Regions from separate parts of the Homo sapiens genome. Here region 2 is linked to region 1. A link is a loop called in an ENCODE intact Hi-C map of the cell type or tissue named here. Cell type or tissue: heart left ventricle. All regions are shown on one strand. Each heading gives the region's core, and the rest is flanking DNA. Links, peaks and the distances in the headings are about the cores only.

The links. Hi-C counts contacts between places; a loop is a spot of excess contacts. Peaks named below come from ENCODE experiments on the same cell type or tissue, not always from the same donor. Only the 100,000 strongest peaks of a DNase experiment are listed, where the experiment ranks them.
Region 2: a loop joins it to region 1, with 6 times the contacts of the local background. A loop is called at or near these places in 8 of 110 quality-filtered maps.

The regions. Positions count from the first base shown.
Region 1 is chr11:114,885,496-114,902,074 of GRCh38, forward strand. No RefSeq gene overlaps it. Among named protein-coding and RNA genes, the nearest start is that of NXPE2, 220 kb to the left of the region's middle. RefSeq lists an enhancer at 1,742-2,941. In heart left ventricle, for the core only: a CTCF peak has its summit at 7,272; no DNase peak of the experiment used is centred there; H3K27ac peaks cover 2,002 bases.
Region 2 is chr11:114,788,770-114,805,348 of GRCh38, forward strand. The region is part of intron 1 of LOC105369506 (a long non-coding RNA gene); the gene reads right to left. It also overlaps a transcript of NXPE2 not described here. Among named protein-coding and RNA genes, the nearest start is that of NXPE2, 120 kb to the left of the region's middle. In heart left ventricle, for the core only: a CTCF peak has its summit at 10,976; no DNase peak of the experiment used is centred there; H3K27ac peaks cover 3,702 bases.

The DNA of each region.
Region 1 (16,579 bases), core at 3,324-11,323:
GATTTGTAGAGTTTGCTAACTTCCATAACATAAATACTCCTACAATGGCCAATTTCAAATTATTAACACAATGTCACTGAACATACAGTTGGGAAGAGATGAGCAGTAACACATCATTGCATAGTATTTCCACCATAGAGACACAACTGATGTAAAAAAAAAACCTCAAGACATGGATAAGAGTAAAATGTAAAAGGAAGGGGTGAATTTTAATTATTTATAACCTTTATTTTTATTAATTTATTTAGTTGTAAGTATATACAATTTAATTTTTAATAATGGCTGAGTTTAATCACCAGTTTACAAAACCCCTAAATTTAACAAACAGCTCTCACGGGCCAGGAAAAGCCAGCTCCAGCACGCCACTGCATGTGCCTTCATACTTATATACATATCAGACCCTCAGGTTATTTTCTACATATACATCCAGTCACCCTCATATTCACCAATGTCCCTGAACCCCTATTTATGAACATATGCTCCGCTAACACTTTCACTCATGCTCATCACCACAACACTTAAATCTGTCCTTTTTTTTTTTTTTTTTTTTTTTCTTTTTAGAGACAGGGCCTTAGTCTGTTTGCCCAAAGGTGGAGTGCAGTGATGCGATCACAGCTCATTGCCATCTCAAAGTCCTGTGCTCAAGCAATACTCCCCACTCAGCCTCCTGAGTAGCTAGGACTACAGGCGTACGCTACCATGCTTGGATAATTTCTTTTGTATTTTTTATTTTTTGTAAAGACCGGTCTCCCTATGTTGCCTAGGCTGGTCTCGAACTCCTAGGCTCAAGTGATCCTCCCACCTCGGCCTTCCAGCATTGGGATTACAGTCATAAGTCACTGTGCCTGGCCTCTGTCCATCTTTACACACAAGTCTTCCGTGTATACCCTTGACATATAACACACATTGCTGCACTATAAAAACATATTCACAAACTCACAATTCATAGACACCTTCAAACTCATATAACCCCAAACTTATAAACAAAATTAATACTGTAGTTATTACATTCTCATCCATACACACACCGCTCACATATAATCCCTACTCGCTAAAACACATGCACCAACACCCCATGCACATACATAGCAAAATTCTTCAAACATGCCCATGCATACATCAAATCATTCAAATGCACTCAAGCACTCATGTAACACTCAAGGTACATTCTGCATGCACATATTCAAATGCCTGCAATTTTTCTACACCCCCCAATAAACACACACACAACTAACCTCCATTCATGCATATACACATTTCTTCACCTATACACATATTATTCATATGAGCTCAATTATACAGATCCCCCAATGTCCACCTACACATACAACCCACATATTCTTACACCCACCTGCTCATCCCCCACATACCACACAAACACAGGAGACAAACCTGACACCTCCTCCAGAGGGAAGGCCACTCTTTGGCTCTGAGAGCACCTTAAGAGTGCAGAGACCAGGACTGGCTGGGTGACCTCAGATGGGTGCATTAGGGAAGAGCAAGGCGGCAACTTGGCCAGAGAGCTCATTTCCTCTGCAGAGTGCAATCTGTCATTGTCTTCTCTTTTGTCTTTTGATTTCTGATTCAGTGAACTTCAGGCCCGATTACATCTGTGCCAGTAAAAACAATGAGACATGCTGGGACGTGTGGGTGGGGTGGCAGAGAGAATCAAGAAAGTTGTTTGTCGGGTGCCACTGAAAACAAAGTTTGAGTCTAGCAACATTCCCACACTGATGGAAGAAAGAGGCCCACTGTCTCCCACAGGCTGGAGGTTTGGGTAAGCATATGTTGCCTCAGGAGTAAGAATGCATCAGGAGTGTCTGCCACTTTTTCAAATACCTGGACTGTGGGTCCTGAAAAGACACAAAGAAGAGAAGGGAGAGCAGTGTGTGCTGGAGTTTTAGGGGAGGGGCCCTCAGAGTGGCCTTGGCAGTGGCAGTAGCCTGCCATCCATATGAGCTGGGGGCAGTGGAGTCAGGAAGGCACATGGCCCTCTACTTAGAGTACCTGGCCCCACAGGAAGAACGCTGTCATGGGACAGGTCAGGAACTTACGCGTGAGAACTCATAAATGGCTGGTCACTAAGATGAGCCTGGAATCAGGGTCTCTGTTTTTTAGCAAGGGTTTTTTTTTACCCCAGAGCAGGGGGTCTATAGGTACTTGCTGCATTGAGCTGATAAAGGCATCATAAAGGTTAGAAAGGAGACCCCTTCCCAGGGAGTCCAGAGGGCACAGCAATCCTGACCAGGGCCTGACTCAACTGCTCATGGCCCTGAGGCAGGGGTTGGCCTTGCAGCCCTGACCCATCCCTGTGGGGTCCAGCATCAGTCCCTGGCTCCAACTGGGTTCGTTCATTCCTTTAGCAGGATGAACTGCCCTGTCAAATGACCTGCCCCTTCAGGGTGGGGTGACAGGAAGAAAGAGTTTGGCTTTGAGGATTGGCTGCACAGATTAGCTGAGTGACCATGGACAATCCCAAACCTTTCTGAGTCAGAGATGCCTCCACTAAACACGTAAGTATTCTAAATGGCCTTTAAGGTTTGTCTTAGTTTGGAGTACTGCTATATCAAAGACCATTGACTAAGGGGCTTAAACAACAAACACTTTTTTTTTTATCATAGTTCCGAAGGCTGGGAAGCACAAGATCAAAGCTCCAGCAGATTCTATCTGGTGAGAGCTTTCTTCCTGGTTTGAGGGTAGCTGCCTTCCTGCTGTGTCTTCACACGGCAGAGAGCAGAGAGAGAGGAAGCTCTCTGGTGTCTCTTCTTATAAGGGCACTAATTCCATTCACGAGAACTCCACTTTCATGACCTAATCACTGCCCAAAGTCCTACCTCCTAATATCATCACTATATATATATATCAGATTTCAGTCTGTAGATATTGGGGGATCACAAACATTCAGTCAATGGCAAGAATTCTTCTGAGGTTCTAGGACACATTACTGAGCAAGGAAGTAAAGTTAAAGAAGTTAAGAGCTACATTTTTTCATCTGTAAAATGGGAATAATAGGACCTATATGTCTTAAATTTATTGTAAAGATGAGATGAGATAATATAAGTGCCCAACATAGTGCCTGACCCAGTGTAAGCCTTATAAATAGTGGTTATTGTTGTCCCTTCAGAATTGAACGAAGCAGCGGATTAGGATGGGAGACATATAAAAGAAGTATGGAATATAGTCCCTGCCCTCATGTTGCATGCAAATCAAAATGAGCACAGGTCCTTGGGTATAGACATCTCTTTCCAGGCTATGCTAAAATCAGCTGGCTTTCAAATAATTTTGTACAAGGCACGCCGTGTGTAAAATATGAGAACCAATGCTTGCCTTTGGGCTTACAGTGTCACCCAAGAGGAGGACACAACCAAACTGATACCACTGAGTGGCTAAAGAAATAAGAATAGAGTTCAGAGGAGGGAGGGGGCCAGGAGGACTTGAGCCAAGCACTCAGGATGAGTAAAAACTAGACACACCGAGAAGAGAGCTCAGCGAACCACCTCCCGGGGACAGGTGGTAAGACTGTGGTCCCGCAACATGGAGAGGAGAACCTAGTCTAGCCTGGTTCATTTGTTCAATTGTTTATACAAGTCATTGACGAAGGTGAGTGCTTTTTGACAAGCGCCACTATTAAACACTCAGTGAGGGTGGGGTGTAAAAATGAAAATGACATAGCCTTTGTCCTCAGGGGCATCTGCTTGAAAAGAGAAGTCAGACTCATACACAAGTGCCCTGCAAGGTGGAGAAGCACTCACAGAGACAAGTATAAACTGATGATGTACTTTGGAGGGAGTCACTCTCTCTAACTTGTCCCAGTGGAGCAGGGAGCAGCGGGGGGTTTGGTCAGGGAATGGGAATGGAAATGATAACTCACAGTTATTAAGTGTTTTCTATGTGCCCTAAGCCATCTCTCCATATTACCTCCTTTAATATGCATACCTGGGTAGGTGCTATCATTATCTCCATTTTACAGTTGAAGAAAAATTTTCAACAAGAATGGGGAAAATTGGTTCCCATATCTGGAAAGTCTAAGGTTAAAGCTGGTACAGTGGGGCAGAGGTTTCAAACAACACCGTCAGGGGATTTTCCCTTTCCTTGTCTGCTTTTTCTCTCTACTGCTGCGCTGCAGAGAGCCAGTGTTCCTGCTGCCTCCCTGTGTGGCTCCAAGAGAGCACCCAGTCCCCTGCCCTGCTAATACCATTTGTGTGCCTGCCTAACCCGCAGCCAGGACTCACGTGGGTTGCACAGAGCCTGTTGAAGGCCCATTTGCTCAACACATAATGGGGATTAGAATTCATTAATGCACTACAAATTAAAGTATTAATAACGGCCACAGAGTTTAAATGAGAGCCAGGGAAGGGAATCCGGCAAGGGGCCGCCCCGCCCGCATCTCCCACCTAGCTACATTGTTCCGGCACGGGCAATCCTGCGCTCTTTAATATGCTGTGACAGCCGCTGAAGTGACCCCAGACAATAAACAGGGCCTCCTAGTTAAGTATTAATCTGTCAAAAGAATGACCTTCATCCACTAAAGAAGGGATGTTTTTAAAAACCTCGCAAGTGGAGGAAGGCTCATTTGCTCGCTCATTTAGCATATTAAAAGGGTATTATTGCTACAAACAAGAAATCTAAATGAGGCCTGGGCAGGAGCTGCGGATAACACTCCTGATTAAAGGTGCGGGGTAATGATGAACACAGGAGGCTGAATCCGTTATTGTTCACCAACATGGCAGGACCTGGTTGCTGGGACGATAAGAGCATTGAGCCCTGGCTGGGGCCAGGCTCTCTCCATCAGAGAGGAGTGGAACATGATGAGCCGTTGGGGGGGCACTGCCCACCTTCACCCTGGGACATGAGAGCTACAGGAGGGGTGTCTGAGGTGACATTCGAGGAAGGGAGCCCAGACAATTCAAACAATTCCCTAGAGTGACCACAGTCTCTGTTTGTGTCTCTCAACCTTTGACTTGTTTACTTCCAGCTTCTCACGTTTCTGTTGGTCAATTCTGTAGACAGCCGTCCTTTCCCAAGAACCCAGGAAGTTCTCCCAGGGGCCAGCTCATGCTTAGTCTCAGGAGAAAGAGTTTGGCAGGGAGAGAAAGGATAGACATGATTGGTTTCTTTTCTTCTGGGGATAATAGCAAGGTCCCAGATGTCAGAGGGGAGGCTAGGTTGAGAAATTAGGTGTCTCTAACCCGTGACAGTCTGTCTAGGGAGGGGGCTCTTGGCGAAGCCATGAGCAAAGAGAGAAGAGAAATATGATTGAGGGAAAGAAACAAAGAGATACAAACACAAAATTCCAATGCAACAAATATCTGCGGGAAAAGGAGCTCTGCCATGTGTCTGATTCCACAGTAGATTACATGGGAGGAGAGGTAACCAAGAGGTAGATCTTTCCCTAGGGACTTGCCCTGTATGCAGGGAGTCTGGGATGACTCATATGAAACCAAAAGGCATGAAATAAGGTTTGAAGAACAAGGAATATTTAATGATTGATAAGACGAAACAGTGGCAAAATTAGAGAATTTAAAAGGAGATTTGAATTATCCTAAGAGCTAATGGCACTTAAACATTTATCTCTGGACTGTTCGCTCCTTGAGGACAGTGACTTTGTTCGGTTCATCTCTATGTTCCCATTATCCAGAACAGTTCCTGACACACACAAGATGCTTGTGGTGGGGACAATGCTATTTGTTCTCCACACTGCTCCCTCTTCCTGGGATAAAACATAGAAATATTTCTCAGCCTTGGAGCTCGCTTGGAGCTAAATTGGAAGCATATGACTAAGTTTTCACAAATGGAAACATGAATAGATGTTTGGACCTTCTGGTCCAAGGTATGAAGGCATGGACCTCACCTATCTCTCTCTTCCCTTATTACAACAGCTTTGGCAAGTATGTAATGAGAGCAGACCATCACACCATAGAGGGAGCCTGGATCCCTGAGTCACTGGATGGAGGGTGATTCTGATTAACCTACATCAAAATTTTTAGTTTGTTACGTTGCATTACTGAGATTGAGAGCTTTACTTACTAAGGCAGTAAGAGTTATTTATCCTGATTAATAAATGCAATGTATAATAAATGTTTGTTGAAATAATAAATGAATACTCTCATTTAATCCTCACAATAACTTCAAGATAGCTATTTTGATTTGACAGACAAGGAAAGGGATTCAGAGTTAAGAAACAATAGAGCCAGAAGTTAAATTTATGTCTTCAAATTCCTTGCTCTTTTTACTGTACTTGGCTGCCTTTCAAGAATATAGTCAGATATATATTTTATGTGAAATTTTACCAAAAGGTACTCCAGGGAAATAGAGGTTAGGGACTTTCCAAATGAGAGGCTCCCCTGGTTACCATTGCTGTTGGAACAGGGTTGTCATCTTAGATGCAGGTAAGGCCTTCTGAATTTCAATATCACAGTGAAGAGCTCTGGCCAACTGTGTTCTCTCCTTGGCATAGGGGGTAGGATTTTTACTCCTCCATTTCCCAGCTCAGGAAAGAGAAGTCTCCTTCCTGGAAGCAAATGGTCAACATCAGGAGAGACAGACCCAGGCTGACTCTTGCATCTCACCTTCTAAAATAGACTTATCAACCACCCAACAGCTTCCACAGCTCTGGAACCTGGCCTGCCTGAATTCAGGAAGTACAAAAATAGCTGAAGGCAAATACTAACAGCTAACTCACTGAGAATCCCCTCTTCCACCCTGCCATTGTCACAAAGAAGGCAGAGAGTGAAGAGGCTCGGGCCTCTGCTCCAGGCCAAGAAGAGGGGTCAGTACAGAGGGAGGAAGGGAGGTAGCTGCTGGACTGGGAAAAGAAAAAAAAATACCTCTGAGAAAAACTAGTAGGAATCAGCCATAATCGATAAGATTAGTTATCATAGAGAAATCCAGGAGGGACTGGATTGTCCTCTGTCCTCATTCAGTGTCTCTCTCCCTAGCCCCCTGGGAGGGCTAGATGCTCAGTTCAGCTAGCAGAATAGACATTTATGGAGTTAAGACCAAGTGCCAAGCACAGTGCCAGGTGCTAGGACACAGCACTGTCTCCTAGTAATATGAGTAATGTGAGTACTATGTCCTAGTAGATATGAGTAAGAAGGGTCAGGGACAGGAACAGGGTGAGTGTCAGATGAAGCACCCTGTAATCCTGAGAAAATATGACCACTCCCCAGGGTTGCTGCTAAACCACAGGGTGCCCTGGTGCAAAATAGAAAACAGGACTCCTACAGGAGTATCCAGCTCAATCTGTAGTGGACGCAGTGTTGCTCAGTGGCTCCCCTAGTGGCCAAATTCCCCCAAAATGACTCTTCTATCTGTCTCCACTCTCCATCCTTCTCTTGAGTATCTCTTTTCTCTTGGGACCTGCAGTTCTGGGAAATGCAAATCCATGCAGCCCTAGACATTAGAGCTGGACAAATCCAGAGACTGTTGTCACACTAATTCCCCATTTTAAAGATGGAGAAGCTGAGACCCAGAGAAGGAGAAATGACCTGATAGAGGTCACATTTTCCCAGGAGGTCACATTTTCCTAGAAGAACCAAAGTGATGACTCATTTGTGCCCATTAACATTTAAGCCAGAAAATGTATTAAAGCCGTTGCATAAATTAGTCAATAGATGGGTTAGTAGAAGTGGGTTAAGGAGGAAAGGCAATGTCTGCTCCGACTGGACTGAGTTTAGAACATGACACTCCTGTCTCCTCCCAGATTTAAGCCTATGCTCCACACCATTTCCTTCTCTTGATTCCAATTGCCCTCGAATTTTCACTTTTCAAGCAACCTGGACTCCTTTATGCAAAGACTATAGGGAAATTGGAGCCTTCGAGAGCTCCCTTGGCTGAGAAATTAGTCAATAGAATTACCCTCTCTTACTGTATTTATCTCAACGAAAAGTCCTGCCAATAGGGCTGTCAATGACAGACAAGATGAGTGTGAAGTAGTTGCAAGCTAGGGTCTTAATTGTGTGAGCTTCCCTTAAGGGACATGACATTCATCTCTGGAGCAATAAGCCTGGGTCATCTCCACCCTGCCACTGTTGGCTCTGTTCCCTTGCTGTTCCACACTCACACAGCAGACAGCCAGGGTGACAGCTCTTACATAGCTATTCCCCGAGGGTTTCAGCCCAGTTCAATTGTCACCTCCAGGATGCTTTCCTTGATCCCCAGTCCAGTCCCCACACTCCCAAACGTGTGAACATCCCTCTTACAGTGCTCGCCACGTCACACTGCCACTCTGTGCCCATGCCTTTGTCCCCCATCAACTCTGAGAGTATGACTGGTAAGGCTAGACTAAGAGCTTCTGGATAGCCAGTATATCCAGGTATTGTACCTGGGACTTCACCTGCAACATCACAACACTGAAGGATAGGCCTTATGATCCCATCTTCGTTTGAAGAAACTGAGGGTTCAGAGGAGTTAACTTTTCACAGCTGGCAAGGGCAGAACTAGGTTGGAGCACTGGTCTGTCTGACTCTATCATCCATGTTCCTACACAGAGAGTAATCTAACTTTGCTACCCCAGGATATCCTACTTATAAGCATCCACAGTTTGAGATTGTCAACACCATTTGTGGCCTTAGTGAAAATATCCCCTAATTTTCTGGGATGCCCTAAACTCTCATATAACCTAGAATGGACTTGACTTTCTTTCTCAGTGACATCTACCTCTGCATATGGTCCCTCCTCTATCTTAAAAGCCCCACTCTCAGGTAAGCCACAGTATTGCTGCCTGGGCTGCCCCCAGCTGCTCAGCAGGATTGCACAGAGGACTTCTCTTAGATTCCAGGCCTTATTTCCTTAAAACTCTAGCCAATTTTACACAATGATGCCAAAGACAAGAACTGCCTTCAATAAACACCCAGGACAAAAATTCCTGCCATTATTTCTACAGATCAAATAGATGGTCTTACTTGCATGGCGCTAACAAGATCCCAGGCTTCAGCTTGCTGTTTCATATAATTTGCTGGTATCTTGATTTATCTACTTCTCTCTGATCACTTCATTAATTCATTTACACTTTCACATTTTTTAAAAAGGAATTAAGACTCATGCTAAGTTTGGAATCATCTAGAAACTAACTCTGCTCACACTTTCTTCAGGCACCGGGAAGTCTGACCCCTTCCCTATGGAATTGCAAAAGCCAAGGGAGACATGCACACATCTGAGAAAAGGGGTAGAGCAAAAAGGAACAGGGTGAGGGAGGGGAGGAGGACAGAAGCTGGATAGGAAAGAGAAGAACATATGGAGTGAAGCTGCAAGTTGGAGGAATCCCAAAGGAGTGGCTGGAACAGTGGTCAGAGTGGTGAAAGTAAGAGAAAGAAGGCTCCTTGATGTCCTTCTAGCACTGGAGAAATACAAAAATAACAGGAGGCTGCAACCACAGGAGGCGTGAAGTCATGAATTTTGCCTGATGAATTTCCCTTTTTCTGAGTTGGGAATTCTGCTCTGTCCTTGAAAACACCTTCAATTCAAGATTGGAGTGCCATGGAAAAAAGGAGTCTAGGAGAAGTGGAGACAGTCTCAGTCCATTTGGAAAGGAATGCCAAGAGGCTTTAAATATATGTGAGGATATTCAAGGAAAGATAAGAAGCTCAGGAAGAACTTGAGGACTGGAAATGATGCAATTGCAAAATATCTACATTTTGCTAACAGACAGGACTGTTCCAGATGCCAAAAAAGAAGCAGTCTGCACAGGTGATGGATTTTTCCCCTGGATATGGGAATCTGTGTCACAATTAACCTCTTGATGAGAGATTCCTCTCAATTAAGTTTTAGTTGACAGGTGGTAAAACTTGGACAACTGGCAAGGATTGACTGACAACTGGAGAAGATGAAGCCATTAATCCTTTCTCTGCCTCCTGGTTTATCTTCCTACCTCCTCTCCAAATACGCTTAGCCTCTGAATACTCATTTCCAGTGTCTCATTTACAAAACTTTCCCTGACCTCTTTCCCTCTTCACCCACCTTCCATTTGGGTTGAGACCTCTCCTCTCCTCCACACTATTGTAGCACACTGTGCACATTTGAAAATCAGCATTTAGCATATTGCATTGTAACTTCCCCTTCACCAGACTCTAAGTTCCTTACGGGTAGGAATTCTGGTTTACTCCTATGCTTTGCCTTATTTTTTAGCATTGACTATTATATGGTAGAGGTGAAATAAATATTTCTGAATGAATGGATAAATGAATGCTCACAGAACTTTGATTCTAATTCAATAGTTTTCCACCCTTGGCATTCTAATATGGGACTTTGAGGTGGCATAGGCATATTTAACGAAATTGAATTACCTGAGACAACACTAAACCAGACACCAAAAAACTATTTTGCAGTCATCACTATGATACAAACCCATCTCACTGTCTCTATAAAAGTGTCCAAAGCCATTGCACTGCTCACTGCTTGAGTAGAATTATTTGCTATTAAGACCCCTCTGTTCAGAGGGGCAGTGGTCTCACTTATTCTGGTTAACATGTGCCCCCTCTTTGGTGACAGCCTGACTTCACATTGCACCTCGTACCTGTTATTCACAGGAAGTCATGCCCCACTCTGCACTGTGTAAAAAACCTGTGCTGCTCAACATTGCATCTGCCAGGCATCACATTAATATTGAAAGAGACATTCATAAATCCCCCTTAGGGAATGAACCACCCATTTCACTGGTCCCCGGAGGATACACAGGCAAGGATGGGAAAAGTTGCCTTGTAATGGAGCAGGCAGAATTTCTCCAAAATTCGATGACAGTGTCCCTTGGGGCAAGAAAGGCAGCAACACTCTTGCTTGAATTCACTGAATTAACAAAAGGATAGGTTTTTTTTCCATAGAAACCTTGCAAATGACTTTTCTACTTTCTGGTGAAGAACAAAGGAAATTACAAGGCCATCATTAATTCCCCACTAATATCCTTCTCAGAACCAAGGGGTAATTCTTTCAGGGAAGAAGTTAAGATATTATGAAGATCTACATGCTTGCTCTATGGCTCTGAGCATTGGGAATGCTTTTTGCCTGGGTGGCCACTTCAGAGAGGATCTAGGGAGTCCAAGGAGATGGCAGCTAGGGAGACAGAAAGATGATGCTGGATATTTAGATCAGCTACACCTTACAGGGTAACAAGGTTTGAATATATGTCTCCAACAAATCTCATGTTGAAATGTGATCCCATGTTGGACGTGGGGCTTGTGGGAGGTGTTTAGGTCATGGGGGCAGACCCCTCATGGTTTGGTGCTGTCCTCGTGTTAGTGAGTGAGTTCTGTCATGCAGTCTGGTTGTTGTGAAGTGTGGCACCTTTGCCCTACTCTCTTTCTTTCTCTGCTCTCATCACGTGATGTGCAAGCTGCCACGTCACCTTCTGCCATGAGTAAAGGCTCCTTAAGGCCTCCCCAGAAGCAGATGCTGGTGCTATGCTTCCTTTACAGCCTGCAGAACCATGAGACAATTAAACTTATTTTCTTTATAAATTACCTAGTATCAGGTATTTCTTTACAGCAATGCAAGAATGGCCTAATATGCAGGGTAAAGATGAAAGGATTTTCAAGGTTTCCAGTCAGGCCACCCAAAACAGGAGAACAAAGGAGCATTAAGAAGAGGATCCCTAACTCAGAAAAAGCCATGGGTGTTAAATCCTGGTTGTAATGGCAGGCTACAGGGCAAGCTCCTGATCACTACTTCTGGGGCGCTGGCTGCATGATGAAACCCAACATCTGGGAACAGCCTACAGAAGACTACTTCAAGCAACTTACAGAGAGGAGGGAAGTCAGTATAGTGGAGCACAGTTCATGGGTAATCTGCAGCTGATTCCCCTAGGTGGCTATTAAAAAGGTAGATTCTAGACACCGCCATGCACAGCTACTAGAGAATCACTGAGGGTATGGTCTGCATTTAACTAGCTCCCCAGGAGATACTTGTGCACACTGAAATTTGAAAGCCCATGGTTTAGCATTTAAGAAGACACATTTTTTAGTAGGAAAGAGTGGGATTTTGATAGAAACTTACACCCACTGACTATGTGACTCTGGGAAGTTGCTTAATCCCTCTGCTCCCGAGTTTCCTGTCTGGACGCTAGAAATAACAACAATAATAATACCAATGTTTAGAGCGGTTGGGCAGAGGAGATAAAATAATGAATGTAAAGTGCTTAGCATAGTGCCTGACACATGGTAATAAGTGGTAACTGTTACATGCTAATTGTTATGGTCTTTGTGCCTGAACAAAATGAACGCACATAAAATAATTGCAGATAGTTAATAACCAGGTTACCTGATATGCCCAGAGTTATCATGAAGGAAAACATTTTCCCTTGAAATGTGACCCCTTAATTTTCATGAAGGAGGCATACTACATCTTTTGCTGTTTCCTCAATTAAGGTGGCTCAGTTGTTGCTATAACATTCATGTTTCTGGTTCAAGATTGGTTCCTTCAGAGCCTGACTAGCTGGAATTGAATGTCGGCACCCTCACTTACTTGCTGTGGAGGTCATAATAGCACCTCCCCCGACAATGCTATCGTATTGATTAAAGTATATAGCCCATGGAAATTGCTTAGTTCTGTATCTGGCACATAGTATGTGCTTATTAAAAAGTAACTCTTTGTAATGGTATAGGCCTTTCTAAGGAAACCAGCCATTCCCAGTGGGTCATGCACTCATATACTCACTGAGCAGATTCTGATTGCCTATTATGTGTCTAGGGCCATCCTTGCTGTAAGCTATGCAAAAAAGACTTTTGCTTTCCTTCTAGGAGTTCAGTTTTGGTAATGCTTAAAATAAGAAATGTCATGAAATTATTTATTGTACAGCAAATAGCAAATGAGTAACACGCAGTTAGCACTAGAAGTTATGGGGGAAGACAAAGCAAAGAAGGTTTCAAGAAGCGGGGAAAGACTTATCTGAATACAAGGAAGTGGTCTTGAATGGAGAGAACTGAAACACAGCCCAGTTGGAGAGGACAAATACAAATTATGAATATGTGCAAATGGCATATGTTAGAGGGCAGAGTAGGACAGTTATCTTCAAAAGTCACTGCATTGACACGGGGGGTGGAGCAAAATAGCCAAATAGAAGGCTCCACCAATCTTCCCAGGCCCTGCTCTAAGGACAGTGCTTTAACAACTGTCTATACCAAAAACAATAAAACAAACAAACAAAAATCTTTATAAGAACCAAAAATGAGGTGACCACACACAGCACCTGGTTTTAACTTCATATAGCTAAAAGAGGCACTGAAGAGGGTAGAAAAAAAATCTTGAATCCCTGATTCCACTCCTCCCCCATCCCCTAGCAGTGGCTGCATGGTGCGGAGAGAAAATCTGAGAACTTGGGAAAGGGTGAACGCAGCAACTGTGAAACATTGCATTGACCTTAGTGCTGCAATGAAAGCAAAACCAGGCTGAACTCAGCTGAAACCTGCCCACAGAGGGAGTATTTAAAACAGCCCTAGGTAGAGGGGAGTTTCCTATCCCAGCAGTTAAAATTTGAGTTCTGGCAAGCCTCACTACCATGGGCTAAAGTGCACTGGGACCCTAAATAAAGTTGAAATGAAGTCTAGGCCGCAAGAACTGCAACTCCTAGGCGAGTTCTAGTGCTGAACTGGGCTCAGTGCCAGTGGACTTGGGGAGTTCACAACATATTGAAAAATCAGATGAGGTAGACAAAGGGAGTGCTTTTGCCAGCCCTCCCCCCAAACCCAGGCTGCACAGCTCACAGCTCCAAAAGAGACTCCTTCCTTCTGCTTGAGAAGAGGAGAGGGAAGAGTAAAGAAGACATTGTCTTGCATCTTGGATACCAGCTCAGCCACAGTAAGACCACAGTAAGATAGGGCACTAGTCAGTCATGAGAGCCCCTTTCCAGGCTCCAGGTCCCAGATGATATTGCTAAACACACCCTGGGCCAGAAGGAAACCTGCTGCCTTAAACAGAAAGATGCAGTCCAAGCAGGACCCATCATTTGCTGACTAAAGAGCCCCTGGGCCCTGCATAATCAGCAGCAATACCCAGGGAGTATGCCATGGGCCTTGGGTGCAACTCTGAGATGTGCTGGATTCAGGTGAGATCCAGCACATTCCCAGATGTGGTGGCTAGGGAGATTTCTTCTGCTTGAGAAAATTGGACAGATAAGTAAAGGAGAATTTGTCTTGCACCTCGGGTACCAGCTCAGCCACAGGGTGGTAGAGCAGCAAGCAGGCTTGTGGGGACTCTTGTTCCAAGACTTGGCTCCTGGATAGCATTTTTTAGACTTCCTCTGGGCCAAAGGGGAGCCCAGTGTCATGAAGGGTGAGTCCCAGGTCAGGCAGCATTCACTACAAGCTGACTTAAGGACTCTTGGACCTTAGAGGAACATTGGAGGTAGCCTGGCAGTACTCCCTGTGGGCCTGTGGGGGTGGTAACCACAGGGTGAGGCTCCTCTGCCTATGGAAAGGGAGGGAAGAGTGGGAAGGACTGCATATTATGGTTTGAGTGCCAGCTCAGCTGCAGTATAATAGAACAACAGGTAGACCTCTAAGGTTTTTGACTCAAATCTCTGGCTTCTGGTACATCTAGACCTGCCTGGGGCCTGGGGGAACTTGCCAACCTGAAGCAAAGAAGACAAGCCTGGCTGGCTTTGCATCTGCTGATTGTAGAGTCCCCAGGACCTTAAGTGAACAAAGGAGGTTGATAGACAGTGGTTTAAGTGGGCCTTGGGCAAGACCCAGTGTTGTCTTGGCTTCAGGTCTGATCCAGTAAATCTCGGTGGTGGTGGCCACAGGGGCACTTGTACCACCCAATTCCCAGCTCCAGGTGGCTGAGAGGGAGAAGGAAAGAGAGGGAGAAGGAGAGAGAGAGAGAGAGAGAGAGAGAGAGAGAGAGAGAGAGAGAGAGAGAGAGAGAGACTCTGTTTGCTTGGGAGAAAGTAAGGGAAGAAAACAAGAGCATCTGCCTGGTAATCTACAGAATTCTTCTGGATCTTATCTAAGACCACCAAGGCAGTACCTCTATGAGTCTGCAAGAACCACACCATTACTGTGCATGGAATGACCCCTAATGAAGATACAGTTTAAATCAAAACACCCAAGTCCTTTTAGTCCTTTTGAATACTTGGAAACCCTTCCCAAGAAGGATAGGTAAAAACAAATCCAGACTGCAAAGACTACAATAAATACCTAGCTGTTTAATGTCCAGACACAGAATAATGTCCATAAACATCAAGGTCATCCAGGAAAACATGACCTCATCAAATGAACTAAATAAGGCACTTGGGACCAATCTTGGAGAAACAGAGATATGTGACCTTTCAGATAGAAAATTCAAAAAAGCTGTGTTGAGGAAACTCAAAGTAGTTAAAGATAACACAGAGAAAAATATTCAAAATTCTATAAGATAAACTTAACAAAGAGGTTGAAATTATTTAAAAGAATCAAGCAGAAATTCTGGAGTTGAAAAATGCAACTGACATACTGAAGAATGCATTAGAGTCTACTAATAGCAGAATTGATCAAGTAGAAGAAAGAATCAGTGAGTTTGAAGACAGGCTATTTGTAAATACACAGTCAGAGGAGACAAAACAAAAAAGAATGAACAAGAATAAAGCATGTCTACAATATTTAGAAAATTCCCTCAAAAAGGCAAATCTAAGAGTTATTGGCATTAAAGAGGTGGTAGAAAAAGAGATAGGAGTTAAAAATTAATTTAAAGGGATAATAACAGAGAACTTTCTAAACCTAGTGAATGAAATGAATATCCAAGTACGAAAGGTTATAGAACACCAAGCAGACATAACTCAAATAAGACTATCTCAAGGCATTTAATAATCAAGCTCCCAAAGGTCAAGGATAAAGAAAGGATACTAAAAGCTGCAAAAGAAAAGAAACAAATAACATACCTTGGAGCTTTGATACATCTGACGGCAGACAGCAGACTTTTCAGTGGAAACCTTACAGGTAAGAGAGAGTGCCCTGACATATTTGAAGTGTTGAAGGAAAAATATTTTTACCTTAGAACAGTATATCCAGCAAAAGTTTCCTTCAGACATGAAAGAGAAATAAAGACTTTCCCAGACAAACAAAAGCTGAGGGCTTTCATCAACACAAGACCTGTCCTACAAGAAACACCTTCAATCAGAAAGAAAAGGACGTTAATTAGCAATAAGAAATCATCTGAAGGTATAAAACTCACTGGTCATAGTAAATGCACATAAAAACACAGAGTATTATAACATGGTAACTGTGGTAAATAAATTGCTATTATCTTAAATAGAAAGACTAAATGATGAACAAATCAAAAATAATAACAACTTATCAAGATATAAACCCTACATATAATTGAATATAATACATAAACCGTATCATGCAATAAGATACAAATTAAAATGACAAAAAGTTAAAAAGCAGGAGGACAAAGTTAAGATGTGAGATTATCTTTTTTGTTTGTTTGTTTATGCAACAGTATTAAGTTGTTATTAGCTTAAAATAATGGTTATAAGATAGTATTTGCAAGCCTCGTGGTAACCTCAAATCAAAAACCACCAGAGCCAGGTGTGGTGGCTCATGCCTGTAATCCTAGCAGCTTGGGAGGCCAAGGAAGGTGGATACCTTGACACCAGGAGTTCAAGACCAGC
Region 2 (16,579 bases), core at 4,743-12,742, 95 kb before region 1:
CCCTTCTTGTGTTTCCATAGTACATTGTGTGGATTTCTGCATCACGAATCATCATATTAAATTAGAACTTTTCTTGCCTGTCACTTCCTTCGATTGTCATCTCCTTGAGGGCAGGGACCTTCTATTTTTACACCACTGGTTCCTTGTAAAGTGCCTAGCAAGTAGGTGGTGTTCAAAATCATGCCAAATAGACAGAGCAAGGCCTCTCATTTTCCCTCAGTCTTTGCCAATAAGAAATGCTTTCTTCTATGCTAAATCAATTAAGCCATGAATCAACTCTGGGTCAATGAACAAAATATTAACTTGACAGACAGGAAAAATAAGTTCAAAAGATCTATTGTACATCATGGTGACTATGGTTAACAACAATACATTGTATACTTGAAGATTGCTAAGAGAGTAGATTTTAAGTTTTCTTACCACAAAAAATAGCTATGTGAGGTAATGCATATGTTAATTAGCTTGGTTTAGCCATTCCATTTAGTACTCCCTTGGTATACGTATATTGAAATACCATGTTTATACCATAACTATATATAACTTTTTATTTGTCCATTAAAAAGATATATAAAGCACATGTATAAAAATATGAACTCAAACCATATGAAATTAGTAATATTCAACTATTTTACACCTACAAAAATGGTTATTTCCTATGCTTCAACCCACTCTCTAGCATAGACACTACCCTTACAGAGGAAAGGAATAAAAGAAAACCAGCATTTATTGAACACAGCTTTGTACCAGGCACTTTATAAACATCATCTCATTCAGTTTAATCCTCATTTACTGATGGTCCAGGAGATAAAAAATAAACATCAGAGAAACAAAATATTTAAATGCTGAGATGGGTGGTACAATGGGGCAGTGGGATGGGAAAAGAGGGTTAGTTGGCTCAGAAAGGCTTCACATCTGGGGGGCTTCAGTGAACCCTGAAGGGCCGGCCTCTTGAGGCGGCCTTGGTAAAGCCAGGCATCCCTCTCCTTTTTCCCATGACACACTCGCTCCACTTATCTCCATTATTACTCTCCTCACATGACATCCTTGCTATTAATTTACTCATCTGTTTCATTACTCCCCTCTGGGTCAAGCCCTCAAAAGCAGGGGTTGCATCTTGTTCATCTTTGTATTCCTCTGCCCGGAGCCACCTGGCAGGCATGCTGCTGTACTCAAATGTTTGCTGATGGACGAATTCAGAGAAGGCCATGCAGGGAATTCCCTACAATGAACTCAAGGACTTCTCTGAGTCAGATATGCACAAGCTCCTCAACTTCCCCACCAGGGGACTTACGCACTTACAATAAGCCCTGCTGCTCCCTGTGTCAAGATATCTTGCCCCTCGCTGTCTCTGAAGAGCCCCCTCTGGCATTAAAGCTCATCTTGACTCAGGAGTATAGGGCCTAATAGGGCTCAGCTAAGCAATAAGGAGGACAAGACCCCAGAAAGGATTACAATTCCAAACAAGGGTCAATAGACACATTCTCTTTCCATTTCCTGTTTCTCTCTCTGGTTAGCATAGTTCCTAAATAAACCCTAATGTCAGACCCTACAGTTGTCCTTCTGTAAGAAGCCAAAGGTACATTTGGGAAGACGCACACTATACTCATAATAACAGCTATCATTTACTTAGCACTCTAAGATAGGTATTTCATCCCCATTTTATAGAAGGAGAAGTTACACACCTTGCTGAAGATTACAAGCTACAATTCCAGGTGCCTCTGATTCTAAAACTCATACTCCCAATCACGAGGTTTTATCAGCACAAAACCCAGATTTTCGCTATCCCCAATTTCCCAGAATGTCTGGAATTTGACATGTCTGTCCATAGTCTCTGGTGGCCTGAGCAGCAGTCAGGGCCAGAAGTGCACCCAGGAGTCCTCCCTGCTCCTCAACCATGGGGACAAGTCAGGCAGACATTTTAGCAATCTTGGTCCTGCACCAAGCCCAGCTTTGTGCCAGGTCTCGAAGCTTTTCATTCATCATCCTCTATGAGGAATTAAATCATTGGGGTTGATTTATGAAAAAAGGAAGGAGCCTTTGCCAACAGAACCCATGCTGCTCCCTATGTCATGATATCTTCCCCCTCCCTGTCCCTGAAGAGTCCCCCAGGGATTAAAACTCATCTTGAATCTTAGACACCAACTCATTGTAGATTTAAGCACATGCCCTCCTGACCTCTAGGATTGGGTGTTTTTTTTTTTCCTCTTAATCTTTAAGGAGGCGTATCTCCAAGGGGAAGGCAGAGAGAGTTTCACAAAGAGGAGATGGAGGTGGCAGAGAGAACAAACCCTGCATATGCTAAGAGCTCTATTCCACAATTTGAGTGACAGCGAAGACACCTCTTGTCAAATTACTGCTTCAGTCAAACACAGCTAACTCTCACCAAAGTTGACAACAGAATGATTCCGTTTGAAAAAAAAAAAAAGGGTGAGAGAAGGGTGGAATTGAACCTTGGGCTATTAACAGGGTTCCCATGTGTTCTTACAGACTCTTTAAAATGCTTTGCTGTTGGTGGTTGTGGAAGATAAAGGTCCATGTTCTGTATATGCCCAAACTATTCTTTTAGTTGAAATAAGACCCCTCTGGGGAAGCTGCCATGAGGAAGCCGGGCCACCCAGGAGTTATGGAAAGCCAGTAGAAGTGGTATTCCACCACAGTTGTCTCCTGGCCCCTTACCTAGTCACAGGGTGCGTACAGAGATCTCTGTGCCTCTGGACTGGTAGTTGTAATTCAGGCAGAATAGCAGGTCATGCCCTTTCAAGATATCAGTGCTGATATGGCAGTGGAGAAACAAAAGCAGAGATTGAGTCAAGATCAGACCCTGGGGAGAGGAAGCACGTTACCAAAGCTAGTATGAATGAAAGAATGGATAAGGTAGGGTGAAAGTAAAATTGAAGCAAAGATGGGAACAGCAGATGAGTTGCCACCAAGGGTGAACTGGAGAAACAGCAGTGGGAGAAGAAATTCACACTTGGTGCCAGCAGCCTGGGATGAAGAAGTAAAGATGTCAGGCGCGGTGGCTCACGCCTGTAATCCCAGCACTTTGGGAGGCCGAGGCGGGCGGATCACGAGGTCAGGAGATCGAGACCATCTGGCTAACACGGTGAAACCCTGTCTCTACTAAACAAAATACAAAAAATTAGCCGGGCATGGTGGTGGGCGCCTGTAGTCACAGCTACTCGGGAGGCTGAGGCAGGAGAATGTCATGAACCCGGGAGGCGGAGCTTGCAGTGAGCCGAGATCGCACCACTGCACTCCAGGCTGGGCGACTGAGTGAGACTCCGTCTCAAAAAAAAGAAAAAAAGAAATAACTAAGATACGTGCTGAGCAGCTCCATATGCAGGTACAGGATTGGGATATAATGGCTTTGTAAAGTTCCATGGGCCCCCTCCCCATAGGGGTGCCTTTGGCAGATTTAAAAAGGGGTACTCAGAGCCCCGTTCCACCAGGGAATGTGTCATTCAGCCCTTGGTGAAGCAGTTCTTGCCCCGTATTAAAATTTTTATCATAATGATTGCTGATGACTCCATCAGAGCTGTCTCCTTGGGTTTTACATTTGGCCTCCTGCAAACTCTTATTTCTATATGCCCTTTAATCTGTGTCTTACTAGTCTGGACTCTGACCCCCCATCTATTCCTGACTTTACATTTTTGACTTGGTAAACTTAATTTCTAATTTCCTGCCTGTATTTATCTTTTAATAACTCTCTGCTCCCAGCTACAAATCAGCTCTTCTAGATCTAGTGTCTTTCTGGTGATTCTTCTCTTACTGCTGCTCTGGGGCCAAAATGATCACTGTAATCCTCAAGGGAAGTAGAAGCCATGTGATACCAGCCATCCACAGATGATATACCATTTCTATAAATCCAAGTTCACCAGTAAGTACTCATTATCTTACAATTATAGACAGTTGGATTTGGGAGAGGCTTCAAAAACATCTAACTTGATGCTTCCCCCATTTGGTGTGCAAATCCTCTTATATCAATTATTTCAAAATAACAAGAGCTGCCATTAATTGATTCTGCTAAACACTTTACGTATGTTATCTCATTTAGTCCTGACATCAGTTCTGTGAGGTAGATATTATTATTCTCATTTTATAGCTTAGAAAACAAAGTCTATGCTCTAACCACTACCCTGCATTGACACCACTTACTATTGGTTCTAAAGCTTCTGCTTGAATGTCTGCGGTAAAAAGGAACTTACAACCTCTTAGCATATCCTGCTTCACCTTTGCACAGCTGTGATTTTAAAAAGCACCTCTTTATGTTGAGCTGAAAACCCTCTTATAATTTTTATCCATTGCCCTGGTTTTACACACTAGTGATACAGAACAGGTCCACATCCATCCATCACATGACAGTTCTCTAAATACCACATCATGCATGTTTCTCTTGAAATTTGCAAAACATCTCTAAGTTCAATTTTTCCTCCTATGTCTGCTTTAGACGATAGCTGATTGCTTCAATTTTCCTTCAGTTGTGGTACCTTGGATAGGGCCCCAATCATTGTATTGTAAATGCAAATTATATTTTCTACTCTATTTTCTGTGTTACTACCACTTTTTTTTTCTCTCCCAGGCAAAATTTCACAGACTAAACAAAAGACATAGAAGACAAGGCCCTTGTCCACAAGTTAAAAATCTGTCATTTTCTTGGGTAAGAAAACAGTAAGGCAGTATATTTAGTAAGCTATTTATTGTTTGGAACTGACTGTAGATATGATAGAAAACCCAGCGAGAGGGAGGGTTGTCTGGAGCCATCAGGGAAGGCTTTGTGAAAGGCTTGTGGCTTAACCTGGCCTTCTGCGATGGGAAGCTTTGGGAAGAGCAGAGCAGAGAAGATTGGGTAGTAAACTGCAGGGATAAATTGCAGGTTGCATGTTGAAGGTAAAGCACAGACTGTCTTTGTATGGGTTGGGGAAATGAGGAGCGAAAGGCCAGATGGTGATGAGCATGGAGATGGGGAAATTTTGAAGAGAGAACTGAAGGATATATACATATGTGAACACAGAATCACTGAAAGAGAAGGATGTTATTTTAAGAGAATTTCGTTCAGCTCAGCCTTTCATATATCTCACCTTCACAGACCCAATATTTCTCTGCAGGGCACCTATGCTAATTTCTATCACCATTGCAATTTACTGTCTCTTTCAATCAGAATCGGTTTCTTTGGCTTTACCTTTGCCTGAATCCCACTTTACCTGGCAAGTGCTATAGTCCTACACATAGTCTCATCATTTCCTGTTGGGATTATTGCTCTGAGATACCTGCCTGTCTCCTGCCTCAGCTCCTTCCCGTGATCCCCCCATACATGTGCCAGACAAAGCACAAATCTAATTTAGCACTTCCTGCTGAGTCTCTCCCGTCGGCTCTCCATCATCTTCAGAACAAAGTTCACACTTCCTGTCCACTTCCCCAGCCTCATTTCCAGCCACTTCTCCTGTGAACTCTATGCTCAGCAGTTACCAAAAACTTTTCAGTTGCTTCATCAGACCATATTCTCTTTCACTTCTTGGCTCTCATTCTAGATGAAGCACCCTTCCCCCTGCTTGTTCATATTGCAATAATATTTTTCAAGATTCAGCTTAGTGTGGCCTCTGGGGACATTTAGTTGGCCCAATCATGATGAATTAGGTGCCCCTTCACTTCCAGATCATCTTGTGGCATGTCCTGAGTGCTCAGTATACTGGGTGTGAATGTGTACCTACCACACCAGGCAAGAAGCAATAGAAACCAACTAGACTATCTTATCTTTATTGCAAAGCTATCAGACTTGCAGAATCCAAGCTGGAGAACCAGGCTTGAAAAATAAACAGGTATCAGATGAAACATAGAAGTTTGGCTGCAGGGACCACAGTAAAGGCTGTGCTGTAGGTGCAATCTGTCTGTTCTGTATGCAGCTACTACTGCAGGGAGGAATTTGACCTCCAAATGTTCCTATCATAGAATAGGAAATTCCCACTCATGGGGAATCTTTAAATTAGGGGATCTTTGTGTTCTATTCTTCCCAAGTCTTCTGCCTTCTTAGTTTACATAATCATAGTCTTCCTTCAGGCAAGGGGATGGATGAATTGCACCCCCGCCCCCCCCAACCCCATCCTGAGGAGTAACTCATTCTCAGCTGTGAACCATGAAAGCTCAGGAGGCAAATTAACTGCTTTGGAACTATCCTTCCAACTCACAGAATAGTTCAGAGAAAGCTCAATGGGAACCTGTCAGAGTAAACAACAAGATGATGCCTAAAAAACAATTTCCAGCATTTTGTGGCTAATAATAATTGCTAACTTAAGTGTTCTGAAGCTTTAATTGGGTAGGTCTGTAATCAATGGTAGTTTTTGCCCTAAGGTAGGAGAAGGCTGAGTGACAGAGATAAATAGCACGCCTCTGTATATTGACAATCCTGGGAGGTGAAGGAAGCAAGAGAAAGCCTTCCCAGTTTGCAAGTGGTTGGAGAAGGGATGTGAAGGAAGGCTGGATCTAGACTTTGCAGATGAGCACAGGGAAAGACTCTAGGAATTTCAGAGATGGGATTCATTTTTCAGTAGGGATTGGCTACCCTCCTGCATTCAGCTTCCCTATTCCTCAACTGGTTTCCCAGTCAGCTCTCCAAGGCTTGGCTCAAAACAGATCTCTTTCAGGGTTATGGGGTTTCAACTTTCCAAAATAATCCTAACACAATAGGATCCTGCCTATACAACTTCATTTGGTCCTTGAATGCATGATACCCAGTTTCCAACTTTGGATTAACTCTTTATTCATCTCTCCCCGTCTGTTTAGTCCCTGTTGCCCATCCTTGCTTTGGTATTCTGATAATAGCATTCACATCCTGGAGAGACTCCACCCTGCCAGGACATGAGTTCATGTCCACTCATCAGTTGGCATTCAACACAACCCCTGAGGGAAACCACTCTTTTCCAGTTAGGATGGTGCCCTTGCTGGCAAATTGTTCTATCTATCTCTGGCCACCATGCACCTGTGCATGTCTTACATTCAACTTAGGGTGAAAGACTGCAATGATAGCACCTAAGTCTGCTCAGCCAGCCTAGGACCAAACCCTGGAATTCACTAATGAATTTTCAAAAGGGGCTAAGGCCATAACTTCTCCCCAGGGATAGGTTCACCGTGGGTAGAGGAGGAAGTTGCTTATATGGTATGATTTGCCTGGTACCAGGTAGATCCACCCTATCCCAAAACAGCTCTCTCACACTCCTATTCAGTACCTAGAATTCCCCTATCAGCCATGGGAAACTGTGGTGTTGTAGGAGAAAGGACATAGGACTTGGATTTAAAAGATACACCATCTTTGATGCCTTGTTCTGTCCAATCTGTTTGCTGGGCAGATTCTCAAGCTTTCTGAGCCCCAGTTTATTGTAGGAAGCAAATAAAAATAACATAAAAGCTTTTTGCATTTAAAAAATTTATTTTAGATTCAGGGTATACATGTAGAGATTTGTTACACTGATATATTGCATAATGATGGGGTCTGGGCTTGTAGTATAAATCTTAAAGCTCTGTTCGCATATTAATTATTGTTGCTCTTTATTCAGTCCTTGAAGAATTTTTTATTTTCCAAAACCAAGTTTTAATTTCAAATATCCATGGGAGGAGTAAACTTTTATGTATATTATTATAGCTAAAACCTTGGAGCTTAGAAACTGAAAATAAGTATCAGAGAAAGACCTAGAGTGATACCCTTAGACACATGTAGAAGCTACTGAGATAAAGTGGTTAACTGTTTCCTCTGAAATTCAAAAAAAAATCTCTTGCAACCCCCTTTCTGTGTCCAATATGTAATAATAGTAAACCAAAGGCATAGTGAATCACCCACTTGAATACAATTTCTGTTGATTTACTTATCTAGCAAATATCCCACAAGAACCTAATGAGTGCCAGGCTTTCTGCTGCTTTCTGGGAATGTAAAGATGAACACATTCCTGGTCCCTGCCTTCACAGACCAAACAGTCTATAGGCAGAAACAGACATGTAACTAACCAATCCCAACATAGAGTGATGAGTGCTCAGATGAGCAAAGTGCTGTGTGAGATGTGTACCATTGGAATTGCTGGAGGAAGGCTAAGAGCTGTTGAGCAGGTTAGGCAGAGCACTGGTGGGAAAGGAGTTAAAGTTTTCCAGGCAGATGGAAAAGTATGGTGAGTCTGCAGGGGACTGAAATATGATTTGTTTGGAAAATTTTAAAAAGTTCAGTATAGATGAAGCACAGAAAGCTGGAGATGTAAACGGAATCTGTGTTAATAGGGATCCGTGTGCCACAATAAGAAAGTTGGCCTTTAGGCAGGAAGCAATGGGTCATGGAAAGGTTTCCTGTAGGAGACTGGTATTCAGTATCGCATGACTCACGGTGTATTAAAATAAATCTTGATGTGACTGATCTCCCTCCTCACCCAACTAGGCTATGGGTTCCATGGGAGCTGGATAATGTCACATTAATCACTATATCCCAAGTGCCTAGCATACAGCAGACAGTGTCCCTCCTCTTAACTTCCTGGAACTGCTCTTGAAATAAACTGACATGAAATTAGAAAGGTGAAACGAGAGTTTAGTGGAAACCAGGAGGTGGCCTACCGTGTCTCTTTTAGCTGACACCCCACCTTCTTCTATTTTCTCTCCTTCTGGGCCCACAGCCCAGCAGAACAGCCTCAGACTTCTCAAGGAGATGCTTAAATAAGGGTTAGTAAGGTAGCTTCCGCCAGGTCACGAGGTCCTCAGTTCACAGCAGGCATTTTGGCACCCCTCCCTCCTGTATTTATGGCACGTGGAGCTCCTCAGGCTCAGCACCCTTTCCCTCCAAGCACACACTCATTCTCAACACATGTTGTCTCAGCAGAGCTTCCCTGGCAGCTACCATCTATTAACCAGAGTTTGCTCTTGAGATGAAATCTATTTGCTGTGCCAGAGCTAAATGAATTCCATGAACCTTTCAAGTGAGCCATAAGACAGGGAAGACATTTCATTCCAGCAACTTTATTAGATGGTGTCCGTGAACTTTGGGACGAATAATGCTTATATTATAATACTGTGGTTGAAGATTTTCATACTAAAACAATCTTCATGTGAAGTTCTGAGGCCCACATCCTTGAGCAGCTAGTGTCAGAACTAGACAAGTCACTTAAAGTAATTGCTTCTGGGCCAAGGCTCGGATCTCCTCTTTGATGTCTGAAACAGCCAATATTTTGTCTGTCTGTGTAGAAACCATGGTTAAACTGAGAAACAATCTAAACCGAAGTTAAATTGGCTATCAGACTGCAATTGTGCCCAGATCCTTCTATTTCTTTAGGTCTTGCTTCTGCTTATATTTCCCTTATTTATATATATATCTAAAAGAGAATACTGCTCTAACATACATTTGTGTTTTAATAAAAACCTATTTCACTAGGAAAATGTCAAGCAATATTTGAATCTTGTGTATTTAGCTCTGAGATTTTTAATGATAAATGGCAGCACAAAAACCCCAAAATTTCTGTCACCAACAGGTAACAGTTACCTGAATTGCAGCTACTGTCCCCAGGAAAATTGGACAAACTTTTAATGACCTGCCCTGTAATCTTCATCTCTTTCTCTCTTTGGGCTCCTCCTTCCCTCTGTTTCTTTCTTTTCTCCCTTCCCTTCCCTTTTCTTCTTTCCAGAGTCTTGCTCTGACACCCAGGCTGGAGTGCAGCAATCTTAGCTCACTGCAATCTCTGCCTCTAGGGTTCAAGTGATTCTTCTGCCTCAGCCTCCTCAGTAGCTGGGATTACAGGCACATGCCACCATGCCTGGCTAATTTTTGTATTTTTAGTACAGACGGGGTTTCACCCTGTTGGTCAGGCTGGTCTTGAACTCCTGACCTCGTGATCCTCCCGCCTTGGCCTCCCAAAGTGCTGGGATTACAGGCGTGAGCCACTGCACCCGGCCGGGACTCTTTCTTTTTCTGCCTTTTGCTACTTTTCATAGTTAATAAACCATATCTCTTTCATGGCTCTCCAGTTTGCCCCTGTCTCTAAGTTTCTTTGTGTTGCTCTAGTCTTTGTTAACATTTCATCTAGTCCCTTGATCTTCCTGTCTTGACTGTGTCCATCTCTTTCAATCTGTACCTTCCCAGGCCCGGGTTCTGTCTGCACCTCCTGGCTGCCCCTCCCTCAAAGGTGGAGAGCCGTGAAAGCTGCCTCACGCGCTTTCTCCACACTGTCGTATAGCAGGCGTGGACTCCTTGCCGCTCTCACTAGAAGTAGCTTTTGCCTTTTGTTGCCAAATCAGAATGTTCTCAGCAGTGAAAATGTGGCTTATGAAAGCAAGTGCCTTGCAATTAAATAAATGGGTAATTTCAGTGTTTTTATTTTTATTTTTCTACCTAAGGATTTCCTTAGTAACAGGAGGGAACAGATAATAGTTCTTTAATTCCTATTGATAGAGAAGAGAAAATAAGTTAGTCTATCTTTAGGTTTTATTTGGGTATTTGTGATAATTAATAAGAAGAAAAGGAAACATCTGTCCTACAAATGGAGAAGATGAGAGGCAATGAAGCAAAAAAAAAAAAAAAAAAAAAAAATTGGTGGCATCAGTTAAGACTGCTGGGAAAAGATAAGGTTGGCAAAAATGCTGGCTGAGTTATCGTTTGGAGAAGAGTTAAGGAAAATAAGAGTTTCATCAAATATATCAGAGAATGGAGTGGTCCTGAGGAGGCAGGCCCACAGATAAATGAGATGGTGATGAAGTGTGACCATTATAAGCCAGTGGGCACTTTGAGGGGAGAAGGAGCCAAGGAGGAAACAGAGAGATTCCAAATCAAGACAAAGCAGCAGTCAGCCCGACAAGGAGACCCCCTGGGTGGGAAGGAGACTTGCCGATGTGTTCTGTGCACTGCTTACAATCATTCTTCCAGGCCTGTGAGGCAGAAGGGGGAGAGCAGAGGCTGCACCCGTTTAAACAGCAACAAGGAAGTGTGAGGCAAGCCTCAGTGCCAGAGCTTCAACAGAGGAATCTGCAGCCAGAGGGAGCATCTATACACATTGAGAGGACAAAGGGCTCCGGAATGACAAGCCTAGAGAGTTCATCTCATGACCGGCGGTGTTAACAGTTCCCCTCCCTCCCTTCATCTCACCCTCCCTCCCTTTCTTCCTTTTCTCTTTCTCTTTATCCTTCCTTCTCTCTGCACTCCCTCCCTCCCGTCTTCATCCGTTTTCTCTCCTTCTTCCTCTGTCTCCCTCCTCCCTCTCCCTCTTTCTTTCTAGGTAGTGTTTCTAAGGAAATATAACACAAGCTTCTTGGTCTGTGACTTCCGGCTATTTGGATCCAATGCAATTGTGCCTAGATCCTTCTATTTCTTTCCAACATTCTTCCAAATGTTCGTAGGTTTAAAATTATTTTCATTGGTCCTACTTATGGGAACAATTCTTATTAGTTCACAGCAGTACAGAACAAACAGCATCTTTACCCCCAAAATTGCAAGCTTCTTGGATGAGCTGACATTTGTCTCTGGGAATAAGGGGTTAACCAATCTAAAAATAATTAAACCTCACATGCACATGATATAATTTTTCTTACTCAAAATGCCTTTATAATGTCTCAACATCACTGTGAGATGCTTGAGCAGATATTTTTGTTTCTTCTAAAGCTACGCTACAATAAAATGTAAGGTAGTAGCGAAGGTTAGACTCTTGACATTCTTTGATTATTCAAACTGTTTGTTAAACTGATTTTTTTTGCTTTTCCTGTAAAGTGCCTTTTGAGTCGTATTTTATGCTGTTGTTGTTAGCAGTGAAGTTTCTATCTAGCAAGATATCTGCAAACCTCGTACCTAGTAAGAAGTAGAGTGTTGAATTTGTTAAATATTTATCTTTCATATTCTAGCATTATATTTACTTTCCAGAGATAGTGTGATGTCATGAATAAATACTGACATTGGAATCAGAACTCCCAAGTTCAAGTTCAAAGCCCACCAATTTTACTTACTGTGTAATCTTGGACAAATTGTGTAATCTCTCTTGGTCTGTTTATAACACTGTTTAAAAGAAGATAAAGATACCCACCTCACAGGATTTCTGTGGGGATTAAATCTGACTAATGCAAAAATCTTGTGTCTAGAATGTAGTAAATGCTCAATAAACAAGTATCATTGTTGCTGCTGTTGTTGCTACTGTTACAGCATTCAACACAACTTTATAATCTATTAAGTTCTAAACTATGACAATTACTGATTAGTATGTGAAATTATAAGAAACTATTTTGTAGCTCTTGCGATCTCCTTTATTTGCAAATGAGAGAAACCCAGCTATATGACTTTTATTCATTCAACAAACACTGAGCACTTCTCTTTGCCAGAAGCTATTCTAGATGCTGAGGTTAACAGTAGTGAAAACACAAAGTCCCTTGTTTTATGGTGCTTACATTCTAGTAGAAAGAGAGAAAATATAAAGAAAAAAGGAAAAGAGAATATCAGATTGTGATAAGATACTTAACCTAGTATATAGATTGTTACTAAAGAATCAGAGATAACTTAGATTTAGGGGAGAGAGAAGTCTTCTCTGAGGCATTGGAATGATGAAAAGAAACCAGTTGTGCAAACATTCTGGGCAGAGATGAGCAAATGCAAGGCCTTAAGGCAGACAGCAAATTTGACAGTTTCAAGGAAAGAAGACTTAATGAAGGAAGAAGATGAGTTGGAGAGATGGACAGGGGACAGATCATAGAGTCTTGTAGACCATGATAAGAAGCCTGGATTTTATTAATTATTGTAAAAGCAATTGTAGAAAGTTAAGCATGGGAATGGCATTAACTCATTCAGATTCTTAAAAGAGTGCCCTATGTGCTGCGTGGAGTTGGAGAATATGTTATAGGTTGTCAAGAGTAAAAGCAAGGAGACCAGTTAGGAAGCTGTTGTGATAGACCAGGATGTGAAGAAAAGGAGAAGAAAAGGAGTAGGCAGATGGGAGATTTATTTTAGAGGAAAAACCAGCAGGATTTGGTGATAGATTGGATGTTGGAGGTGCAAAATAGGGACGAGTCAGGTTTCTGGACTGAACCATGAAATATGCAATTGGTGGTACTATTTACTGAGATGGGAAAGCCCAGGTTAGGGGGTAGGGGCAGAGAGGAGAGGAGAGGGATGAGTGTTGTGTTGGACAAGTCAGATCAAAATGACTACCAGACAGCGGAGAGGCATTGTTGATCAGGCAGCCAGATCTATGGGTGTAGAGGTAAGGGCTACACTTATAAATTTACAAGCCATCAACATAAGTGGTATTTAAAACCATGAGACTAGATGAGATCACCAAGAGAGTGAATAGATAAAGACAAGAAAATGGCTTGGGACTGAACCTTGGGGATGCCAAGATTTAAACGTCATTTAGAAGAGGACGATCCTGGAATAAAAGGCAATTCATTAGCCCAATAAACAACCCAGATTTGGCAAGAGTGGGTCTGACCTCAGGGACAACAACACTCAGGGTCTACAGTGCCATTGGAGTGCTGCCGTCTTTCTTTGCCACTCTGGGTTCTCCCTCACTGTCTCTCCCCGTCAATCTTTCAACTCAGTCTAATTCCATCTGTAGTCTTCATTACAGAATTTTTCTATTTGAAGGAAACATAGCCACAGGCAGCTCTGAATTTCATCTTAGAAAAAGTCTTCCTCCCAACTTAAGTGTGAAATATCCTACAGAAGATCACTGATTTGTCCGGGTTTGGGTCACAAGCCCATCCTTGGAACCAGTCACAGGCCAGGAGAACAGAATAACACAGTTGATTGGCCCAGCCTGGTTATGTGCTTCCTGGGGTCTAGCGTGGACTTTCTTATTAGAGGAAAGTAGCACACTTGCAGTTGCTGATGGAATCATTGAGCTAGACAGTCTTTTATTTTTTTTAATAATTATTTTTTTCTTTGTTCACTGCATATCAACACCTGTGATACGCAGCCTTTTGAAATTTGAGTCTAATTCCTAATTGTAAACTTGATGTGTCTGTCTATATCTCCAAGTACAGTATGACATGACATGATGCCGTGGGGTTTTAGTTCTTCCTCTTGTTTGATATCTTTAATCAAGTTTAAATAAATACACTTTTGCTTATCTAAAGTTGAGATTGATGTACTCAACAATTATACTGGAAAGTAAAATGAGTCATGGAAATAAAAAAGATAATTAAAAAAAAACGGAGAATTAGGAACCTTCTGCAGACATGAAACCATCTGATTCCAGGGGTGATGTGTTTACAGAGAGGCCGTGGTGAAGCAGGGCCCGCAGGTCCCCAGGGTGTGAGATCAGCATCTCTCAAGGAAGATCAGACGACTGCTTCTCCACCAACCTGTCTACTCAGCGCTCTCCTGCCTGCAACAGGCTCAGCCAAGGCCAGAGGCAGGGGCCACACGGCCTTTGTCAATTGTTCTGTACACTCAGTAATTGCCTTTTTGATTCCAGCCTGGGCCTGTTCCCATTTGTTTTACCCCTGTGCAGAAAAAATAATGAAAGAATTTATTTCTAAACCTACACACTTCAGGGGACTAAGAAAAACTGACAACCCGAACTTACTAACTAAAAAATGAGGATGTGGATAGCACATTTTATAATAGTGACAGTTGGCCTATTTAAGATGCACACTTCAGTCGCTGTATTAGTCTGTTCTGGTGGCTATAACAAGATACCTTAGACTGGGTAACTTATAAACAGCAGAAATTTATTTCTCACAGTTCTGGAGGCTGAGAAGCCTGAGACCAAGGCACTGGTGGTATCTGGTGAGGGTTCTTTTCCTCATAGATGGTGCCTTATAGCTGTGTCATTAAAAGGTAGAAGAGGCAAACAAACTCCCTCAGGTCTCTCTCTCTCTCTTTTTTTTTTTGAGATGGAGTCTCACTCTGTTGCCAGGCTGGAGCACAGTGGCACAATCTGGGTTCACTGCAACCTCCACCTCCTGGGTTCAAGCAATTCTCCTGCCTCAGCCTCCCGAGTAGCTGGGACTACAGGTGTGTGCCACCACGCCTGACTCATTTTTTGTATTTTTTCAGTAGAGATGGAGTTTCACCATGTTGGCCAGGATGGTCTCAAACTCCAGACCTCGTGATCCGCCCACCTCGGCCTCCCAAAATGCTGCGATTACAGGCATGAGCCACCATGCCCGCCCCCCTCAGGTCTCTTGTATAAGGGCACTAATCTCATTCATGAGGGCTCCATCCTCATGATCTAATCACCCCCCAAAGGTCCTCCATTTAAAACTGTAACATTGAGAATTAGGCTTCAAAATATGAGTTATGGGGGAACAAAACATTCAGACCATAGCAGTCCTCCTCTATATCTACTCTACAAAAGGGCAGTTTCAAAGGTATTCAACAGGCTGTCCCTGCAATGCACCTGACTGCAGTCTGCAGCCTCTAAGACTGCTCAGTCAGGTTGTTGTTTAAAGGTACTCCCTTTTAACTTTCCCAAAGGAAGCTCATCAAGTATCAGGGAAGATTTCTAACCACTCCATTTCCCTCTGCTCCCTATTCCCATAGTCTGTACTGGAGAGTGTGGCCTCAAGGTTAAGAGATTTGCTCTGGGATTTGCCAAGGTCTATGGTTTTGTCCCTTTATAGCCTTCACTCAGGAAACTGTGTTATCATCTCCAGCTAGATTCTATGGTCTGCAGTCTTATCTTTAAGGAACATGAAATGATCAAATCCTTGCCTACCAAGAGGCTGAAGAGGACAACATCAATAGACAATTAACTTGCCATTCATTGTGGACTGTCTGTTCACCATAAAGCAATCACATTTTATGAGTGCAGAGGCTGGTTTTTGGTTTCTGTTCATTTTGGGTTTGGGTGTTATTTCTTTTGTTTTTGTGTGAGTGTATTTGCATTGTCACTTTTTATTTGCCCCTTAAAATGATTGGTCTTAGAGAGAAGTCTTCATTTTTGTCTACATAGTAGAATCAAGATAAGGAATAAGAACCAGCTTAGATTGGGGTCAGCAAGAAAATTACTGAGTGAGTTGCTTTGTAGCTCTTCTTCCTTCTTTAACAAAGTTTAATATTGTTGTGTCCTTGTAGGAAAATGCCCCAGACCTGAGATGTGGCTGGAGGAGGAAGACCAGGGCTTCCTGAACAAAGGCTTCAGATGGAAAGAACCACAGATCTTGGCAAACTCCACACTCTGTAGACTACTATCCAGATCCTATGGATTAGATTCATGGATGCTGAAGGAATTTGAAAATGTAATTTCCCTTATGAAACTCCCAGGGGATGTTTTCTCTTTAGAGTATATTTCTATCTTCTTCTTCTTTGGAGTGGGGGTCTAAGGAAGATTTCTCTCTTGTAGCTGCTAAGGAGGTAGTCAGATTAGGTACAATCAGAGCTCACTCCTTAAATGTAAGACAAAATGAAGCTTTCTCAGTGATTCCCAGGATCTCTCCCACAGGCTAAACAAGTAACCTTGGGTTACTTTTTGGGACCACAAGGAGTTTTTTTTTTTTTTAAAAAAGGTAGGGAGGGAGATAGGAACAGCTCTGGTCTACAGCTCCCAGCATGAGCCACGCAGAAGATGGGTGATTTCTGCATTTCCAACTGAGGTACTGGGTTCATCTCACTGGGGAGTGCCAGACAGTAGGTGCAGGACAG